Regions from separate parts of the Homo sapiens genome. Here region 2 is linked to region 1. A link is an interaction called in ENCODE POLR2A ChIA-PET data of the cell type or tissue named here. Cell type or tissue: GM12878. All regions are shown on one strand. Each heading gives the region's core, and the rest is flanking DNA. Links, peaks and the distances in the headings are about the cores only.

Region 1 (5,453 bases), core at 438-4,437:
ACCCAAGTTCTCCATTTTCCTCCAATTTCTGGACCTAATTTTTTAATTTTACTTTCACCTTTCCATATCCAAGATTATCCCTTTACCCACAATATCACCCTACTTCTGCTCACTTTATTCTTTTCAAAGCTCTGTCCTTCCTCCCTGCCAGCTTGAGATAAAAATCCTCAGAGCTCTTGAGTAGACCAGAAATCTGGCCTCTGTGTACCTTTGTCATATTCATATATAGACACAGTGGGAGTGGGGGGTGAGTAGAAAATCACTTAGCCACAGTGATGGTGTACAGGAAAGAGAGGACAGCAGTCTTATGGATAAATTGCTTACACGCAGATGCTCAGCTGAATCTGTAATGAAAAGGAAATCTGAATGCTTGGCCAAGGAGAAGTAAATTCCCTGAGGTCAATCCTTTGTTGTTCTCTTTGATCTTCAGTAATGGGTCAATCAGACCACCTGCCCCGAAGCTTAGATGCTGTCCACATGATTTGCTTGCTGTCACTGTGTCCTAGCCAGAGTCTTGGGATTTAGGTTACTCTCGCATTTAAGAGGCCTTTATTGGGAGAAAGGATAATAATACTTAACAATTATATTCTACTTATATGCCACTTCTGTGTATTTTTACATATATTATCTAATATAATCCTCCCAACCAACCTGAGATACAGGCAGGTGGTTCATTTTAAAAATAATTTATCATTTTAAAAATAAAATGTACTGTATATTTAGTTTATGATAGGCATGTATGAAGTATATGTTTAATCTTTACAACAGCCCAAGACTTAGACCATGTTTTACAGTTGAGTCAACCAGGGCACCCAGTTAGTAAGTGCTACTGGTATATAAATAAATTGTTAATGATTTTTTAAAATGCTAATGCCTACTGCTGATGGCCTGTGAGACAGTAGGGTGTGTATTTCTGTAGAGCAATTTGCTATACGTACATGAAGTCATAAAAAAGCAAATATTTTCTGACTTGGCAAATTTGCTTCAAAGAATTTGATCCAAGAAAATAATTAGACATCTAACACCTCAAGTACAAGAATATCCACTGCAGAGTTTTTTAATTGTGAAAAACAATACTGGCTGGGCGTGATGGCTCACGCCTGTAATCCAGCACCTTGGGAGGCCGAGGCAGGTGGATCACCTGAGGTCAGGGGTTCAAGACCAGTCTGGCCAACATGGTGAAACCCTGTCTCTACTAAAAATATAAAAATTAGCTGGACGTGATGGTGCATGCCTGTAATCCCAGCTACTTGGGAGGCTGAGGCAGGAGAATCACTTGAACCCAGGAGGCAGAGGTTGCAGTGAGCCGAGATCATGCCACAACACTCCAGCCTGGGTGACAGAGCAAGACTCCTTCAAAAAAAAAGAAAGAAAGAAAGAAAGAAAGAAAGAAAGAAAGAAAGAAAGAAAGAAAGAAAGAAAGAAAGAAAGAAAGAAAGAGAAAGAAAGAGAGAGAGAAGAAGGAAGGAAGGAAGGAAGAAAGAAAGAAAGAAAGAAAGAAAGAAAGAAAGAAAGAAAGAAAGAGAAAGAAAGAAAATACTGAAATAACTTAAATATTCAATCAGAGGAAATGAGTAGGTAAATTATAGTAAATTATAAAATGGAATATCTTTTATATTTCAAAACTTACTTTAGAATATTATTTAATGATATGCAAAATAGTTTTATTGGCATGAAACATCATATTACGCTAAGTGAAAAATTTAAGTTCAAAGTCATAGATTGAGAAAAACTCATTTATCTCCCCTCACTCCAAAATAAAAGCAATAAAGTATAGAAATATGTTATAGGAAAAAGTATAAAAGAGAAGAAAAGAACATAATTGTCAAATACTGGATGGAGAATATTAACAAAATAAGATTTTAAGGCCGAGGCAGGCAGATCATGAGGTCAGGAGATTGAGACCATCCTGGCTAACACAGTGAAACCCTGTCTCTAATAAAAATACAAAAAAATTAACCAGTCGTGGTGGTGGGCACCTGTAGTCCCAGCTACTCGGGAGGCTGAGTCAGGAGAATCCCTTGAACCCAGGAGGCGGAGCTTGCCATGAGCCGAGATTGCGCCACTGCACTCCAGCCTGGGTGACAGAGCGAGAATCCGTCTCAAAAAAATAACAATAAATAAATAAATAAGATTTTATGAGTTTCTCAAAGACCGGAGATGGATATGGCCAAGGTGATTTAATGTAAATCAGAGCGAAAAGAGACTAGCTCAATAGAGGTAGAAGAGAAAGCAGCAGGTGAGGCAGGGTCATTTTTATAGCATTCTATAAGCCCTTAGAGATGTAGTCAAAGCATGAGAAAGTGCTTAAAGTAAGACAACTGATTGAAGAACTGTATGTCCAATGGCTGCTGAGTCACACATCGCACACATGAGTATGTGTAAGGAAAGTGCCTATAAAGTGAAGCTGAATGAACTATCAGCCTAGGATGGGCAATGGCTTTCAGAGTACAGGCTGCCAGCTTGCTTATCTTAGAGTACAGCCTGCCTGTCCACATACCACACCCACAAACAGAAATCTTGCAGTCTTTGTATGCAGGGAAAAGGAAACTACTATCAGAAGAAATGTTAGTCAGTTACAGGTAATAATCAACATTTCTAAATTCATAATCATCTCGGACAACTGAGTATCAGCAGACATTTGATTAAAAAGAAAAGCAAAAGGCTCTGGCAAAGACAATTCTATAGATTTATCAAGCCATTTTATCATCCTCTGGGGAGTACAGAAAAACTACATTTCCCAGTATCCTTACATCTAGATTGGGCCTGATGACCAATTCTAAACAGGGGAATGCAGTAGAAACATAAGCCACCCAGGTTTGGCCAGAAACACAAAATCTCCTACATGTGATACTCCTCTCTCACTTTTTGCAGCAATAATGGGAATCCTAGAGTAGTGGTGCTCTGCATCTCTGAGTCATCCCTTATAGGAAAGTTGCCCCGGAGAACTCTCTGACCAGGATGATACGCATTGGCCTTTATGTGAGGTGAAAGCAAAACAAGAAAACTTACATTGGATTAAGGCACTAAGAATTTTGAGATTATTTGTAATAGCAGGTAGCATTAATTATTCTTACTAATATAGCAAAATAAAAGAGAAACACCAAGATAATTAAACAGAATATTGACCCCAGAGGAAACATATATAATTTTAGGAAAAGACAAAAACTTTAATTGAATTATAAGTCTAATTTTTCTTTTTTAAAATTTTGAGGCTGGGTGAAGTGGCTCACACCTATAATCTCAGCACTTTGGGAGGCGGAGTCAGGCGGATCACCTAAGGTCAGGAGTTTAAAATCAGCCTGATCAACATGGTGAAACCCCATCTCTACTAAATACAAAAAAAAAAAAAAAATTAGCCAGGCTTGGTGGCGCATGCCTGCAATCCCAGCTACTTGGGAGGGTGAGGTAGGAGAATTACTGGAACCCAGGAGGTGGAGGTTGCCATGAACTGAGGTCGTGCCACTGCACTCCAGCCTGGGCAACAGAGCAAAATTCCAACTCAAAAAAAAAAAAATTGAGAAAACGTTATATTTATTTATTTAAAAAAAGAGTAAAATGAAAAAGAAAAAGAATAAGGGACAGTTGACATAAGTTAAAAATTATTGCTTAAATGATAATTTCAGGAGAAAAGCTATTAATAGAAAACATATAAATCACAAACAAAAAAAAAGGATGAAAAGCAGTCAGGGGAAAGGTAAGCACAGTAGATAAATATTTTTTACATATTCTTATACAACTTCAGAATAGAAATGATAAAAAGAAAACCCTACAAACTGCAGAAAAAATAAATAAAACAAATTATCATGGGCAGAATTGAATCAGATTGGCAGCTGACTTCATACCAGCAACATTAAGTACTAGAAGTAAATGAAGTCAGGACTTCAGTCAGACTATAAAAGAAAATGTTTTACATCTCAAATACTATAACTAACCAAAATATTAATAAAGCATTAAGATAGAATAAAGTCATTTAATACAGACAGAGATGAAAGTTTTTCTATAAAGTGTATTAAAATATGAATTCCAGCACACACAAAAAATGTAGTCCTAAGGGAAAAAAAGCTGAAGATAAGAAATCAAAGTACAGTGAAACAAACTCCAAAATTCAGTAAAATTAAATCTCAGGATGGCCAGGATGTTGGTTCTGTGGTAAAACCAGGGAATAAGAAGTTCATATTAGAACAAGAAGTAAGAGCATTCTGCTAGAATATCTTAAGGAAGAAAATAAAATTTTTTAGGAAGAAATAGCATGCTAAGGAGGATGAATGATCTTAGTGAGAAAGTGAATGGATGCTCCATCCCGGGACTTTCTCCATGAGCCCATGTGCAAGGCCGCTCCAAAGACATCAATGGAAGTGCTACATGGGCTCAGTTACATGGACTTCCTTTGCAAGGCTAATAGGAGGTTATCAGCACCAGCAAAAGGAGATACTAAAGTTTAGTCCCCATCATAGCACCATTCTCAGGTGTTTAAGGAGATCTCCCAGAAGCCTGATTACTTTGAATCCCTTCTATCTATCTATCATTAGGGAGACATAACTTAATTTCACAGGAGTATGTACATATTCTCAAGAAGAATTTTCCTTCCTTACCCACAATGTTTCTGTCAGCACCATCATTCTTGGACTTATTGAATGACTTATTCATCATTTTGACATCATCTCTGACCAAAGAACATATTTTATGGTGTTGTAAGTGTAGACGTAGACTTACGCACATAGAATTATCTGGTTTTATCATGTGCCACACCACCTAGAAGCAGCTTGATTGGTAGAAAGACAGAATGGCCTGCCAATGGGTCAGTGAGGAGACCACCCTCTGAGAGGTTGGGGCACTGTTCTATAGTAGTGTTATATGCCCTAACCTAGTGGACAATATATTGCTTTATCGCTCATTGCCAGAACACTCAGGCCCAGGAAACAAAGAGTGGAGATAGGGATAGATTCTTCCTATCACACCTTAAGTGGACCACTTAAGGAATTTTGCTTCCTTTCCCATACCTTGTACTAATTTCTATCCAAGGGAGAAATTTTTCCTCTAAGAAATAAAGTCATTGTTCTATTAAATGGGAAGCTGAGATTGCCTTCTGGCATTTGGAGCTCCTCATGCTACTAAAATAACAGGCAGCAAAGGTGGTCACTGGCTTGAATGGATGATCCCCATGACCATTCATGGGAAATTCAGTGGCTGTTCCATAATAGTGACAAGCAGAACAATGCCTGGAACCCAGAGAATTCCCTGGGGTGCCTTTTAGCATCCCTTGTCCAATATATCTAGATAGGAAACACAGCAGCAACTCAATGAAGCCAGGATCCCAAGGACCAAGGACTCAGATCCTCTGGGAATGAAGATATGACTCACCCTACTAGAAAAGAACTTTGGCCTGCTAAGGTGCTGGTGGAGGACACAGGGCATAGGAGGTGGAATAAGGTCGTTTTGATTATTAATTT
Region 2 (5,453 bases), core at 664-4,663, 260 kb before region 1:
CAAGTAATTTATTGATGTCCAGAATTTGAGGTGCTGATGGTACACCTAAGTGGCAATATGCACCAGGCAGATCAATATGTGACGCGTCAGAGAAAGCAGAATGGGTGATGTGATGTGCAATGCCACAGAAGCACTGCAGCCAGGAGAGGTGACAGCTAATGGGGATGTTTGGAGTCTTTGAGTGAACCAAACACATCCCAGAGTAATTGTAATTTATTTCAGTCAATCTTCTGTACAGACTTAGCATTCACCTTTGGAGGAAGGTCCTTTGAGCAGGGACAGAGATGGTGATGTCACTGACAGTCCCCCTTTTACTCTGGGTGAGAGGTCTAGAATCCTCAGCTCCTGTATTCGTGCCCACAAGGGCCTCATCTAGGTGAAGGCTCCACCTGCCCCACCCTGCCATGGCCACCAGGCTCCTCTGCTGTGTGGTTCTTTGTCTCCTGGGAGAAGGTGAGTCCCCACAAATAAAGCACCTGCATTTTTGGATATTGCCAGTTATGATTCCAATTATGTTTCTTATTCTGTCCCCAAATTCTATCTCTTTTCACAGAGCTTATAGATGCTAGAGTCACCCAGACACCAAGGCACAAGGTGACAGAGATGGGACAAGAAGTAACAATGAGATGTCAGCCAATTTTAGGCCACAATACTGTTTTCTGGTACAGACAGACCATGATGCAAGGACTGGAGTTGCTGGCTTACTTCCGCAACCGGGCTCCTCTAGATGATTCGGGGATGCCGAAGGATCGATTCTCAGCAGAGATGCCTGATGCAACTTTAGCCACTCTGAAGATCCAGCCCTCAGAACCCAGGGACTCAGCTGTGTATTTTTGTGCTAGTGGTTTGGTCACAGCGCTGCAGAATCACCTGCTCCCTGTGCAGAAACCCTGGTGCTTCCTCTTCTCCTCCAGTACCCAGCAGCTCTCAGCAGCCTTTCTTGCTCCTCCCCTAGCACAGGAAGTACATAGGTTTCGTGTTCCACATGTCCCTAGGCAAGGCAAGAACAGGTCATAAGGACACATCACGTTAGGAAACTTTTGGTAGGAAGTCAGTGGGTGTGATGGTTCCTGGGATTCCACACATACTTCTCACAAGGGTGCCTGAGTCCAAGTTTGAGGGCGAGTGTCACAGACTGGAGCTTTCAAGTGATTGAGTGAGCTTAAAACTGTGCAGCCATTGCACATGGATGCTTATCTCCTTTGCTGCTTTCCGTTATGGCTTCTTTGCCATTTCTTTTCTCTTCTACCTTAAAACTTTCAACATCTTTGATGACTTCCAACATCAATATTGGCTTCCCAGTTTTTTCACTTGCTCACTTCAAATGATCATTTCCTTCACCTTGTGTCAGATATTCATTTCCACTTTCTTTTTCTAGATTCCAATGACAAATTATTTGAATTACCCCCAAATAGTTTCCTCAAGCATCCCATTGTCTCATGCGGGCTTCTCTTTTCATCTCTGGTACTACTTCTGCAGCAATTCTTCAACCCCATCAGGACCACTAATTGACTTCTCCTGCAAATATTGCACCATATATCATCTCCTCATGTACTATATTCCTTATCTGACTTAGACTATGTGTTCCAAGGTGATTGTGAAATTTTGCATATGTCTTCAGCTCTTTTCTTTTTCTGTTTCTTACCTGGAAAATAAAATGGGGCCTACTCTGTGCCCCTTTCAATGACACAGAGAACATAAAATGTCCCTTACCCTTGTCAAGCAGTATTATAACGATACAGTGTGTCTTGAGGTCTGTAAGTCCCTCTATGCATATAAAATTATATACTTTTCTTCTATTAAAATAATTTGTTACCTTTTAATGAGTTCATCAGTTTCATCTTTCAATTATAGTTATACTTTTGACAATTATAGAAGTACTAAAAAAAGTTATGCACCCAGAATGTATGATTCTATCACTTTTATGTGTGTGCGCACTTCACTTCATACGTACAAAAAAGTTAAAAGAATGCCGAATAGGCATATTTATCCATTCTCTTGTAGGAATGATAAAGATGAACTTCCAAGGGGAAAATATTTTCAAAATAATCCATGGCACATAAAATTATTTAAGAAAAAATAAATCAATAAATATCCCTGTTAAGTTTATATATAGTTTTATATGCTTGGGTAAGGAAGAAAAAAAGTTGTGATATATTTTGCTGGTTATTTGGAGAGATAAAATATAGAAAGAGCAGAAAGAACATGATTAGCTTTGTCTTTGTTTAAAATTTTTGCTTTTTAAATTTGATACACTATTTACCATCAAAATTTAAAACAACACCACTGCTATAAAACAATATACAAACAAACTAAAAAGAAAAAGGAATTTACTATGTAAAAAAAAAAAAAAAAAAGCGAGAGCTTATAGGCAGAGTATTAAGGGGAATTTAAAATTATAAAGACCTGTAAGTTTTCAGAGCGGTATAGGCCTCACAGCTGGAGCTGGGATTTTAATGTCCATATGAAAGAGATGACAGAAAACAGCCAGAATTACATTGCTTGCCTTAATCCTGGAGCTTCAAAATGCTCCCAGGCTTTATAAAGTAAAAGTATTACACCCCAAAGACCCAGAAACATAATTGGAAACTGGATGTTTGGTCAGGCCTTTGGGTGATAGATAAAAAGGAAAAGTTAGGAGAGAAAAATTGAATCTTCAGACTGTGTCTCACATGTGTTTGGAATGAAATATACTCTGCATGGAATGTACACCATATACCCAAAAACTGACAAAAAGGTCCATAACCATTAAAACCCTTGGAGACCCTGGCATTAAGAGATTCAATACGGTTCTGGAGTAAACTTCTGCTTCCAACCAAGATAGATTAACGGGAATTAGATTTAACTTCTTGCTTGAAACAGCTAACACCCCAACCCCCACCCTGTCCCCCTGCACACACACATTCACACAACATGTGGAATAACGGTTGTCAAGACATTGGAAGTAGGCAACAGAAGACAGTGATCTCTGAGAGATGGAAACAACCAAGCTGAGAACTATGACTGTCTTAATACCTGGAGGGAGTTTCCAGGCCCTGGGCCAGAAAGAGGAATCCAAGCAGAGCTGGGTGATCTCACTGAGCTGAGTCAGAGTTGGAAATACAAGATCAAAGCAGCTAGATTTCACATGACAGGCCATTGAAAAGGCGATTGCTGCACAGAGAGAATCCTGGAGACCTTCCTAGGGTCTCCCTTAACCCTTCAGCTGTGCTGTAAGCAGTACATGTGTGAGGAAACTCCCTAAGGTTGGAGAAAGAGCCACTCAGCAAGATTAGAGGAAACAATGCCTGGAGCTCACAAAGGGCTGAGAGTAATATATACATATATTACTCTCATATATATATGTATATGTATATTTTTGCATTGAGAATGGGAAACTTAATAATTCATGGGTCAATCAGTAGAGGTTTCAGATGACTTATGCCTCAGTATAAAAGCAAAATAAGCCCTTCACTAAATAAGCCACATTTGGCTCCTGGCCTATGTGGGTGAGACTTCAAAATATCAAACTGTTTCCAAGTAACTTAAGTCTCAGAGCAAAACTAAAGAATATTTCTAATGTACAAGAATACCTGTTCGGAGATATCAGTATGAATTTATTGTTTTTAAACGTATAGATACAATGGTAAAGAAATGAATACATACCTGTGTGAATAATGGGTTGGTATATATACATGTATTTCATACTTCTGTCCACTTAGAAGACCACTAGTGCACAGATGTTTGTTGCCAAATATTATTCTCCAATTAAAAAAAAATGAAAGGTGGTTCTAGGACCCTGAGGTAAAAAATACAAGAATGTTGTAATGAGGTTTTCCAAAAAAAAAAAAAAAAAAAAAAGGATGGGACATATCTCAAAAGGACAGAGGAATCAATCTGAAAGAGCTTCCCCAATGACTAAGGCTGGAACAATTTGTAAAAGAAAATTCACAAGTTCACACTGAGAATGAAACGATTAAATAAATAAATAAATAATAAAAAATGTGAGAAAGGACAATCTCTTACTGAAGAATTCCAAATTGCATATGTAGAAGAAACAGAGGGAAATAGAAAAGTCACTGTGACAACACCACTGTGAGTAACTGCCACACATAAAACCCAATAGTGAGTGCTAAAATTAGTGGGTGTAGCTAATTTTAATTACTAATTAATAACTAATAACTTTAATAACTAATTAAGAAGAAATGGATCATTTGTACAGTCACAAAGTGTCATCCCCAAAATATTAATTAATATGGTGGTTTTAACATATGCCCACACATTCTTTTATACTCATCCCTCTAGATTCCCCTCTCCTGGATTCAGTGGCCTGCCTCTAATGAACAGACATGGGAAATAGAAAAATGGTAACCGAGTGACCAAAGTAAATAAACATGACCCATAATAAGTCTTGTTAACCTCATGTGCATTCTCTTATGATGCAATGTTGTGATGTTATCATGTGACTACATATCTGTAATATTCCTCCCCCAAATCTATAATTCCTGTCTAATAATGAGAAAGCATCAAACAAATCCAAACTGAAAGAGATTCTACAAAACACCTGACCAGTAATCTTCAAATGTCAATATCGTTAAAAACAAGGAAAGAGCTGTCACAAATTGAAGAACACTAAGAAGATATGACACTTAAATGCAGTATGGGATCCTGGATTAGGTGCTAGGGCAGGAAAAGGTCATTATTAGAAAAACTGGGGAAATCTGAGTACAGTCTAGCTTAGTTGTGCCAATGTCAAATTCTTAGTTTGTGTGATGTTAGCACTAGTGGGTGTTGGATGAAGGATATAAAGTCACTTGGTAGTATTGTTATAGCCACAGGACATCAATTCTCCAGCTTTGGGTCACCTGAGTCCCTATCAAGCCAATTTGTGAAGCTGCTGTTAGTTGTCCTTACTCCCCAGTCTTGGAGCTCTCAGTTAGACCTAGAATCAACCTCTTCTTCCTCTTGACCTCTGCTTCACTGCATCCTAAACGTGGTGAGGTGGAGGGGTGGTGAGGGAGGCTGAGCAGAAGCCCATCATTCAGAAGCCCATCACTAGAGCTTCTCTGATGATTCTCTGAGACAGGGGCTCCCTCTGTAGTCTCCTTTGTGCACAATCCCAAGCACGCTGGGCCACACAGACTCCACCAAAGCTAGTTTTGTGAGGAGGCAAATATTGAGGCTCCATTGTGAAGAGAATGTCCATGTCAGATTTAAGTACAAAAGATTAAAGTTGATGCATTACTATTGCAGGAAAATGATACCTGTGAGAATTTCCAAAAGCCAGATTTTGTATTGTGTGGCTGGCTGAGTAATACCCCTCCCCACAAAGACATTCACATCCTAATCCCTGGGATCTGCCTCTGTTACCTTAGATGGTGAGAGTAGACTTTACAGATGTGATGAAGTTAAGGATCTGGAGATAAGGAGATTATTTTGGATTAGCCTGGTGGCCCTCAATGCAATTACATGTG

The links. ChIA-PET counts read pairs that join two places held together with the same protein. Peaks named below come from ENCODE experiments on the same cell type or tissue, not always from the same donor. Only the 100,000 strongest peaks of a DNase experiment are listed, where the experiment ranks them.
Region 2: POLR2A ChIA-PET joins it to region 1 with 5 read pairs; 2 of 35 experiments call an interaction of 5 or more read pairs at or near these places.

The regions. Positions count from the first base shown.
Region 1 is chr7:142,836,237-142,841,689 of GRCh38, forward strand. No RefSeq gene overlaps it. Among named protein-coding and RNA genes, the nearest start is that of EPHB6, 16 kb to the right of the region's middle. RefSeq lists a cis regulatory region at 2,237-2,938. In GM12878, for the core only: no CTCF peak of the experiment used is centred there; no DNase peak of the experiment used is centred there.
Region 2 is chr7:142,580,577-142,586,029 of GRCh38, forward strand. It overlaps TRB and TRBV12-5. Among named protein-coding and RNA genes, the nearest start is that of MIR11400, 110 kb to the left of the region's middle. In GM12878, for the core only: no CTCF peak of the experiment used is centred there; DNase peaks (open chromatin) are centred at 982 and 3,075.